Regions from separate parts of the Homo sapiens genome. Here region 2 is linked to region 1. A link is an interaction called in ENCODE POLR2A ChIA-PET data of the cell type or tissue named here. Cell type or tissue: PC-9. All regions are shown on one strand. Links, peaks and the distances in the headings refer to the core of each region. The heading gives the core; the rest is flanking DNA. Region 1 overlaps SLC7A11-AS1 (SLC7A11 antisense RNA 1). Region 2 has its middle 170 kb from the start of LINC00498.

What was found. ChIA-PET counts read pairs that join two places held together with the same protein. Peaks named below come from ENCODE experiments on the same cell type or tissue, not always from the same donor. Only the 100,000 strongest peaks of a DNase experiment are listed, where the experiment ranks them.
Region 2: POLR2A ChIA-PET joins it to region 1 with 5 read pairs; 2 of 35 experiments call an interaction of 5 or more read pairs at or near these places.

The regions. Positions count from the first base shown.
Region 1 is chr4:138,154,665-138,160,054 of GRCh38, forward strand. All of the region lies in intron 3 of SLC7A11-AS1 (SLC7A11 antisense RNA 1), which reads left to right. Among named protein-coding and RNA genes, the nearest start is that of LINC00616, 27 kb to the left of the region's middle. In PC-9, for the core only: no CTCF peak of the experiment used is centred there; no DNase peak of the experiment used is centred there; H3K27ac peaks cover 1,557 bases.
Region 2 is chr4:138,479,637-138,485,026 of GRCh38, forward strand. It overlaps the pseudogene LOC100131429. Among named protein-coding and RNA genes, the nearest start is that of LINC00498, 170 kb to the left of the region's middle. In PC-9, for the core only: no CTCF peak of the experiment used is centred there; no DNase peak of the experiment used is centred there.

The DNA of each region.
Region 1 (5,390 bases), core at 139-5,138:
TTCTCTGGACAGTGAAGCAGGGAATTGCAGTACTCTATAGGCGAGACAGATTTTTCTTGCTAACATGGAAAACTAACCATCCTTCTTCTTCTTCTTCTTCATTTTTTCCTCTCTCTTGTTTAAACCTCAGATGTATAAATAACTGAAGAAGCTGTGCTATTTTAAAACATGCACTGATGATTTTTCATTGGTACATACATTTCTATCACAGCCCTTTAGTATCATTGTAATTTGCTATTTAATAACTCCCCTTTCTAAAAACTGATATTAATGGAATACATTATTGCATTTAATTTGTTCAAAATTATTATTTTTTAATACTATTAAGCATTTCCTCAGTTCATGATCCTTCCTCTTGCTGAACCTGTGCAGCCCCTTGCCTGGTTTTGTTGCTGCTTTGTTTTTGTCGTTGTTATTTTCCTTCCCGTGACCACAGCTCCATTCCACCTGCCTTCTAAATGTCCCTCTAAGAACTGCTTTAGCTAGAAGCTAAAAATGCTGGCTTGCTGTTTTTTCATTATCATCCTCTTCTAAGTATTTTGAAACTGTTTTTTCCTAACCTAAAGTTTTAACCTTTTTTTTTTTTTTTGACGGTGTCTTGCTCTGTCACCCAGGCTGGAGTGCAGTGGTGCGATCTTGGCTCACTGCAACCTCTGCCCCCTGGGTTCAAGCAATTCTCTTGGCTCAGCCTCCCTAGTAGCTAGGATTACAGGTGTGTGCTACCTAGCCAGGTATGTAACACCCGGCTAATTTTTTTTTTTTTTTTTTTGAGACAGAGTCTTGCTCTGTCGCCCAGGCTGGAGTGCAGCGGCACGATCTCGGCTCACTGCAACCTCCACCTCCCAGGTTCAAGCAATTCTCTGCCCTCAGCCTCCCGAGTAGCTGGGTTTACAGGCACCAGCCACCATGCCTGGCTAATTTTTTAATATTTTTAGTAGAGATGGGGTGTCACTATCTTGGCCGCACTGGTCTTGAACTCCTGACCTCGTTATCCACCCGCCTCGGCCTCCCAATAATTTTTGTATTTTTAGTAGAGATGGGGTTTGGCCATGTTGGCCAGGCTGGTCTCAAACTTCTGACCTCAGGTGATCTGCCAGCTTCTGTCTTTCAAAGTGCTGGGATTATTACAGGCATGAGCCACCATGCCCAGCCAACAATGTATTTTTAAGATGGCAGATATGTAGGATTTTAAGCTATCCTTTTGTTGTTGATTTGATTTTGCTATATTATTGCCGCAGTCTCTCAGATATTGAATTCTTGGAATTTAATTAGTTTTCACTGAGTCCCAGGAGAAATTCAATTTTTGTGAATGGTCCATGGATATTCAAAAACTCTATTTGCTTATTAGGTATTAAATATATATACTAATATATTAGGTAAATATATATAAATACGTATATTAGTGAGCTTAATTTTAAATGTGTCTATACATGTTAAAAAATTCTGTACTTTCATGTTTTGTCAGTTTGATCTAAACCATTTTTGAGGAAGTGATAAAATCTCTAACTGAAATTGGAAATGCATCCACATCTCCCTATTGTTCTGCCCACTGCTCATGCCACTCCTCTCCTGACAAAACAGAAACTTCTGAAACCAAGGGGAAAGGGGAATTGTTAATTAGAAGTAAATAGTAGCTAGTAATCATTTGTACTAGCTATGACCTCATGGCAGGATTGTCGAAACGAGGCCTATTATTTGACTTGAATTGCTTTACTACTTGCTGGATTTTCTCTTGGTGAGAAAACTTCCCAAATTGTAATTCACCCTTAACATCCCCCTACAGCTAGATGAGGCAAATGCCAGTATGCCCTGTGGCCAATGGATAGCCTGAAGAACCAAGTAATATTCATCATCAATTCTCCCATGACAGCAGTTTCTTCTGCTTTTGTCCAATAAGCAAAAAAATTTCAATATTTATGAATAGATGTACAATAAAACAATTGGTGGTCAAAGAACGGGGATAATTTTAAGAGGCTTCTATGTAAAGGTGTCTAAACTGTGCCAGACACTTACCGTGTTCCTTCGGACAAACTACTTAACTCCACCTTCCTTCATAGTAGTGTAGACCTCACAAAGTGGCAAGAGGATTGAACAAGTTAGCATACTGTTAGCACTTAGAATGTACTAAAGTCATATAATATGCATTTGATAGTCATTAGATATTATTGGCTGCATTTCACTTTTCATATTCTTTCCACTTTCTTGATTTATTCATGCTTTGTGTAACTGTGTATGTGGTGTGTGTTTATGTAGAGGAAACCTGTTATAGGCATTATATTCTCTGGGAATTTTACTTCTTCAAAATCATTCACCCATCTACTTGTGCAGGGACCTTAGAACAATTTTTAGACTCTATTTGGGGTTAGAACGTAGTATCTGTTATTGTGACTAAAGATTTGAGTCTTTGAGTTGTTCTCTTGATTGTGGAAGATGTATAGCCTAAGGCATTGCAGAGAGAAAGCCAGTACACAGAAGAATAGAGCTAGAATACAGTCACCCAGAGACATAGAGATAAGAAATGGCGAGAAAATAATGCCTGGTTTCATATCGCTTTCCATTTCCAGATTTTCAGCCCTTCTGAGGCCAGATGGCATTCCTGACAAAGAGTTTTTCAAGACATTACTATATTCTTATCATAACTCCTCTTTTGTTTCAATTACTTGAATTGGTTTCTGTTATTTGCATCTAAAAGAGTATCAAACAATACAATCTAATAGACCATAACAAGCTTAGTAAGGCTAAAAATTGTGTCCTTGACTGCTTCCGGGATCCGAAGATAATACAGCGATCATTGTTTGACATCTTTTCACTAACCACATATCTGAAACACAAAGCTCAGGATGTCTGTCATCCATCCAACTTGAACAAATTTGAGAAATAAAAGATGACATCAATGAAGGTATTCTGAAACTACAATAAATTGTTTCATCATCTAAAATAGACATTCATCTTAGATCCAAAGATTCTTAGTAGATGCCCACTGCTCTTTTCCCTTTTAGTTCTCCTGCCTCATTTCATTTCCTACCCAGCTCATGCAAACTTATTCCATGGGGCTATGTGCTTCCATTTTTCCATTCTCACTGATGGAAAGCCATCAATTCACATCATCTTCAACTGGCAATTTCATTTCATCAAAAAGTATATGTTGAGACTAATATTTTCCAGACAGCCTACTTGAGTTAGGTTGTGGCTACAAAATGCAATAGACATGGTTTCTAAACCCAAAGTATCATCTCTCTCAGAGTATGCCTAGTTGTGATAAGGTGGGGAAGAGGAGATGGTTCTTTTGCATGCCTGTTATTTGTTTTCATTAAGAGCTACATTAAGGAAATACTCTTGGCCTCTTTCTAGAACAGTAGTGTCTTAATCTTACAGGTGAGTTTGGTGGAAAAAAAAACAACAACTGATGATATGTATTTTCTTCTTGGGAAGCAGCCTGACCACAGAGGACATCAATTCTACTGGGCATTAATTCACACTATAAGTTTTATAGGGTCAAGGATCCGTGGGAAAAAGCTTGAATGGTACAAGGCTGCCTATAGTTAGATGGGCACATTTTTTTAACCCTAGAGTTCAATATTAGAAAGTCCACTTGTCCATAGCTATGAGTCATATTCTCCTGTGTTAGCTGTATCTGCATGATGGTGGTATTTTGTTCTTCTATCTGCCTTATAATTTAGATATATGTCTTAATTGATTAATAGACCCAGTGGAAAAGAGTGTTACTAGCCTCCTCAAGAACACTAACAATGTGTATCTAGAATCCTGTCCTCTCACCTTGGCTTTTGCCCTGTAATCTAATAATCAGGGGAAATATCCAGCTGGAATTTTTTTCTTTTTTTGAGATGGAGTCTGTCTCTGTTGCCCAGGCTGGAGTGCAATGGCATGATCTCGGCTCACTGCAACTTTTGCCTCCTGGGTTCAAGCGATTCTCCTGCCTCAGCCTCCTGAGTAGCTGGGATTACAGGCACCCACCATCATGCCCAGCTAATTTTTTGTATTTTTAGTAGTGACGGGGTTTCACCATGTTGTTCAGGCTGGTCTCGAATTACTGACCTCAAGTGATCCACCCATCTTGTCCTCCCAAAGTGCTGGGATTACAGGCATGAGCCACTGTGCCTGGCCCCCGATGGAATTTTCACCACCCCAAATTCAGGACTTCACAAATGGAAATGTGTGCCAATCTCCAACCATTCCATAAAGGGAAATCAGAAGTTTATCACCAAGCATGCCTGTTTCAGTCACATATGACCCTAATCATCAACTCATTCAGCTGAAATCTCAGAGTCACAATGACTCATCCTCCTCTTATTCTAGTAAGTTAGGCATAGAGTCCTGTTGGTTTTTTCTTCACAAATGTTTTATTTATCTGCTTTCATCACTAATCCCAATCTAGACTTCTTCATGCCTGCTCATTGCAAAAGCTCATCAGCTATATTTTGCTGATTCTAGATTTTTTCCTTATAATCTCTCCAGCAGAGCTGACAACATAATCTTGTTTAGTTGCCACTTTGACCACATTATTCCTGCCCAAAATACCTTCAGTGACTTCCGTCTTCAGATCAAATTCTTTTTCATGTTTTAAAGGCTCTGTCATAAGTGAATATAAATAACACAACCAACTTCTTCATATTTGTTATTCTCTAGTCTACTTGGACTTAACTCTTTTATAAACCAAAAGCATGGTCCACTTTTACTATATGTCTTTACTGAAATTGTAAACCACACATATATCATCATCTGAAATCAACTTCTACCCCCCCTGTCAATCACCTCCAAATATTTAAGGACTAAAGCGAAGCCCAGCATGTCATATCCATTAACTTATTTACAATTATAACACACAGTTTCCAGTTAATCATACACTGTATTAAATTGTGTATTTCTGTGGTTTTATAGATTCATCTTTATCCAAGCTGAATTACTGTGAGTTCCTAGGGCTGAAGAATCATGGTACATTCCCCACATCATAAAATTCATTATTAATCATATAGTAGATACAAAATATTTAATAATTGATTGCCTTATAAATAAAACGAAGTAATTGCCTTCACCTAAGAGATGGCTTGATTCAACAGTTTGAAGCTTGAGTCATTTGATAATCAAAATCTGCTCTGACCTCTGATTTTCTCTGTTGTTCTAGGCAAGCCATTTTACTTACTTTGGACTCATTTTCTTAATCCAAAAATGGAAGTAAGGCTTGTCATCTGTCTTATTCATAGTCACAGGTGAGGAGTATCCTAGTCAATACAAGGCACATAGCTAATACAAAGTTTAATAAAAATGATAAATAACATCTATTACAAAATTGAACCATTGTTCAATTTCTTCTGCCCTTTCAGTTCTTTGATTCAATATTCTTTCACTGAAATCTGAGAGCTGTAATTTGA
Region 2 (5,390 bases), core at 257-5,256, 330 kb after region 1:
TGATGGCCAGTGATGATGAGCATTTTTTCATGTGTCTGTTGGCTGCATAAATGTCTTCTTTTGAAAAGTGTCTGTTCATATCCATCACCCACTTTTTGATGGGGTTGTTTGATTTTTTCTTGTAAATTTGTTTAAGTTCTTTGCAGATTACTTTAGCCAGTATGGCCATTTTCAAAATATTGATTCTTCCTATCCACAAGCATGGAATGTTCTTCCATTTGTTTGTGTCCTCTTTTATTTTGTTGAGCAGTGGTTTGTAGCTCTCCTTGAAGAGGTCCTTTACATCCCTTGTAAGTTGGATTCCTAGGTATTTGATTCTCTTCGAAGCAATTGTGAATGGGAGTTCACTCATGATTTGGCTCTCTGTTTGTCTGTATAGGAATGCTTGTGATTTTTGCACATCGATTTTGTATCCTGAGACTTTGCTGAAGTTGCTTATCAGCTTAAGGAGATTTTAGGCTGAGACAATGAGGTTTTCTAAATATACAATCATGTCATCTGCAAACAGGGACAATTTGACTTCCTCTTTTCCTAATTGAATATCCTTTATTTCATTCTCCTGCCTGATTGCCCTGGCCAGAACTTCCAACAATATGTTGAATAGGAGTGGTGAGAGAGGGCATCCCTGTCTTGTGCCAGTTTTCAAAGGGAATGCTTCCAGTTTTTGCCCATTCAGTATGATATTGGCTGTGGGTCTGTCATAAATAGCTCTTATTATTTTGAGGTACATCCCATCAATACCTAGTTTATTGAGAGTTTTTAGCATGAAGGGCTGTTGAATTTTATCAAAGGAGATTTCTGCATCTATTGAGATAATCATGTGGTTTTTGTCTTTGGTTCTGTTTACATGATGGATTACGTTTATTGATTTGTGTATGTTGAACCAGCCTTGCATCCCAGGGATGAAGCCAACTTGATCATGGTGGATAAGCTTTTTGATGTGCTGCTGGATTTGGTTTACCAGTATTTTATTGAGGATTTTTGCACTGATGTTCATCAGAGATATAATCTCCTGGTGTGCCATTTGCTAAGACTGTTGGAAAAGCACAGTATTAGGGAGGGAGTGTCCCAATTTTCCAGGTACCATCTGTCATGGCTCCCCTTGGCTAGGAAAGGGAATGCCCTGACCCCTTGCGCTTCCCGGGTGAGGTGATGCCCCGCCCTGCTTTGGCTCACACCCCGTGGGCTGCACCCACTGTCCGACAAGCCCCATTGAGATGAACCTGGTACTTCAGTCGGAAATGCAGAAATCACCCGTCTTCCGTGTCGCTCACACTGGGAGCTGTAGACTGGAGCTGTTCCTATTCGGCCATCTTGGAACCTCCTCCCATGTTTGGTTTTAACAGCGGACCCATGGTTTATAAAATATAAGGCAATTAAATGAAAGAGAAAAAACAAAATACTTTCATAAACAAAGCAACTCCATCCACAGCCTCTGTTCTTTTTACCACTCAGTGGGGTAAAATGTCCAATAAAATGTAAAATGCAGCATATGCAATCATGTAATCTAAAAGCTTTTCATGATAACCCATTGCAAATTGCACTTGACAGTTCACCACAACAATGGAAAACTGGCCCCTGGTTGGTTCACACAGTCCTTGAACCCCAAATTGAAGTCACCAATAAAACGATCTGGATAAAAAGTTTGCAGCTGTGCTCAGCCAGCTAGTTCCACCCACTGGGTGTGAGCTGAAGACCCAGGACACCACCTTGTACTGTTCATTTGTGGGACTCTCATCTTCAGACAGGTAGTCAGGTAGCTCTGTGTTCTGTTCTACCACAGGAAGGTCTTGGAATGGGACCAGCATCTCTTCTCCACTTTCACTTTTCACAACTTACGGAGCTTTCATAACCTTGGTTGATGCTCTCGCTGATGCGAAAGCCTCAGCTTTCAAATCTGAACGGATTCACACCAAGCCTTTGAACAGCCATTTGAAAAGTAAAGCTAATAACACCTTTAATTTTTAACAAAGCCTCTTCATATAGATTTCTCGAAGACGTATCATCAAGGCCGTCTATATGCAAAACCACTGTTTTGGCACGTTTGTTTGCAGTTCCCAGAAAAAACTGAGCTTTCCTTCAATATGAATTCATTTCATTGAAACTATCACCATCTGCCTTATTGGAGGACTGAAGTATGTCATAGATTTCAGAGGCCAGAAGTTTTGTTTCTCCCAGAGTTGCAGTTTTCTGTATAACATTTTGTAGGCTCAACATCATACCCAGTTCTCCTTTCATCTTTTCTCTGTTTGCACGGTGTTCTCCCAAGTATCAAAGAGCGAGCAAAGCCAAATGGACTGGAGGGTTGGGGTGGTCCATAAATAAAATAAGGCAAGGCAGACATCCCTGATCCTGGACTACAGCTCTTCTGTTTAATGGATCTGCTGCTATATCCCCTAACTGGTTAACTACCGATAGAGTATCAGACTCTTCATTCATGGTGGAGGTGGAAGAATTCATCTTCTATGCCATGCACATGAATAAAATTTTAAATTTGCTCCAGAGCTTTAGGAGTTCAGAGCCTGCTGCACCATCGGGCCACACCTACGGATGAGGTAGAAACCCAGGCGGCGTGAGCCCCTCGGTTCACAGCCACAGCGTCGGCGATCGCAAACAACTGGACTAACTCAGGGAGCCAAAGAGCAAGGCGCTCTTTGGCGGTGGGGAAAGGAGTTGCTTGTTTTCAAGTGTTCAATGAGTCAGTGTTATTTGAGCACCTTTTTTTTTTTTTTTTTTTTTTGATACAGAGTCTCACTTTGTCACACAGGCTGGAGTGCAGTGGCACGATCTTGGCTCACTGCAGCCTCCATCTCCCAGGGCCAATTGATTCTCCTGCCTCCGCTTCCCCAGTAGCAGGGATTACAGGCATGTGCCACCATGCTCAGCTAATTTTTGCATTTTTAGTAGAGACAGGGTTTCTCCGTGTTGGCCAGGCTGGTTTTGAACTCCTGACCTCAAATGATCCGCCTGCCTTGGCCTCCCAAAGTGCTGGGATTATAGGTGTGAGCCACTTTGCCCGGCCAAGCACCTTTGTTTTTGAGAATGCCAGTTCTATGTCTTTGCTACTCTATCCTGCCCAAGGTTATTGTGGAAGAATGGTGAGACGCAGTACCTAGTGAGACATATTGGTAGAGTCTCTTCTGTGAAGTGAATTCCTCATTCTCCTGATCTTAGTAACCACCAAGGACACCTCTCTACCTCTGCAGAGCCAGGACACACAGTGACTTTATTTGTACATCCAGTGCACACAGTAACCTCATAATATGAGCACATATGATTATTGACCCATTCTCAGAAAAAAGCAAGGGTCCAGAAAGAGGCAACCATCCCAGCTGCGGCAACTAATAGATAGTACCTGGTGATTGTCCCAAGGCCTCTTCCCTCCTGCTGTCTGTTAACTGTGAGAGAGAGGACTGGCAAATAGCTCAACTTGCCCAGGAGACTTTTCCCTCATGGTGTATCACTTTGAATGTCTCTCTTTCCTATTTTTCAGAAGTGCTTCAATATTTCCCACCCTCTGATAAGAATTCATTCTTGTTTTTGACTTGATGATATGAAGGAGACACTAATTGCAACATGAACAAAAGAAATTAGCTTAGAAAAATTCCTAAGCAATGGTTTGCTCATCACTCTGTCTCTATTGGTTCATCGACTTATTATGAAAATAACACATGCTTTCAGTTGGAAATTCAAAATAGCACAAAAAGGTATCCAAAGCAAAGTAAGTCTTCTTCTCAGCCCAGTCCCTGAGTCCCACTCCCTGTAGATAAACGCCATCGACCATTTCTCATATGCTCTTCCAGAAATTTTCCATGTAAATATACGTCTATAGACATTATTAAGTACCTTTCTTTTGTTTAACTTAATGATATATCTTGAAGATTTGTCCATATCAGCATATGTAGATACACTAAATACAACAATTTATTATATGACCACATCAAAATTTGTTTAGTCAGTCTCCTGTTGATGGACATATGGCTGTTTCCTGGCTTTTGTTTTTCAGACCTCTCTGTGTACAGGTGAAATTAAAATCAGAGGACAAATTGCTACATTTGCTAGCAGGCCTTACAAGATTGGCATGTTTTAAATTTTAATAATATTGTCCAATTGCATTTCAAAGAGGGTGTAACAATTTTTACAACACCTGCATTGCATATGTACCTGTATCCTTACACCCCTAGCCACTGTGAATTTCCGTATTTTATAACTATTGCCACTATGATAGGCAAAAAATTGTTTCATGGTCTGAATTTGTATTTCTTTAATTATGAATGAGACTGAGATATTTTAATATGCGTAAAAATGTATTTTTCTTTCTGAACTCCTCTTTCATACATATCCTTTGCCTATTTTGTGAGGTCATTTATATTTTTCTTGTTGGCCTATACTAATGTTTTATACATATATAGAGGGGATATAGTACATATACAGTGCAGATGTGGTAAAAATTTGTACAACCTCTCTGGAATGCAGTTGGAGATGAAGATGCATGTGTACAAAGTACAGGGTTTTCTTGTTTTGTTTTGTTTTTTGAGACTGAGTCTCTCCCTGTCGCCCAGGCTGGAATGTAATGGTGTGACCTTGGCTCACTGCAACCTCTGCATCCCGGGTTCAAGGGATTCTCCTGCCTCAGCCTCCTAAGTAGCTAGGAATACAGGCGCACGCCAGCACACCAGCTAATTTTTTGTATCTTTAGTAGAGACGGGGTTTCACCATGGTGGCCAGGCTGGTCTTGAACTCCTGATCTCATGATCCGCCCGCCTCGGCCTCCCAAAGTGCTGGGATTACGGGCGTGAGCTGCCGCATCCGGCCCAGGTTTTTTTTTTAATTTTGCCTTTTGCCTTTAATTACTGTAGTTTTCCATGAAATAAATTTAATATTTTATAGTAAAATTTATTGCTCTACCTCCTTTATTGCTAATATCTGCTTAGATTTTTTTTCTTACTTAGGAAAATATTACCCACTCCAAGATTACTTTAAATTTTCTTCATGATGCCTTATAAAATTTTTTTAGTTTTGCTTTTTATCTTTAGAGCTTTGGTAGAAATTCAAAATAGCAAATCTAGAATGTACTTTAATGCAAGGAGTGAGACACAGAACTATTTTTTTTCTAAATGACTGAAAACGTCTCAATGCCATCTATTAAATAATCCATCTTTCTTCACTGATTTAAAATGCCACCTTTATCATAGACTGGATTCCCTGAAGTGTTTGGACCTACTTAAGATTCTATTCTGTTCCATTGATCTGCCTGCCTATGCAGATATTTTAGAAATGAATACATTTATGTAGCTATAATTTAGCCTATGTGGGTCTATTTCCAGGCTTTAGTTAATTGTATTCTACAGTATGTTTATTTGTCATTGTGTACCTCGGTTTTGACTTCC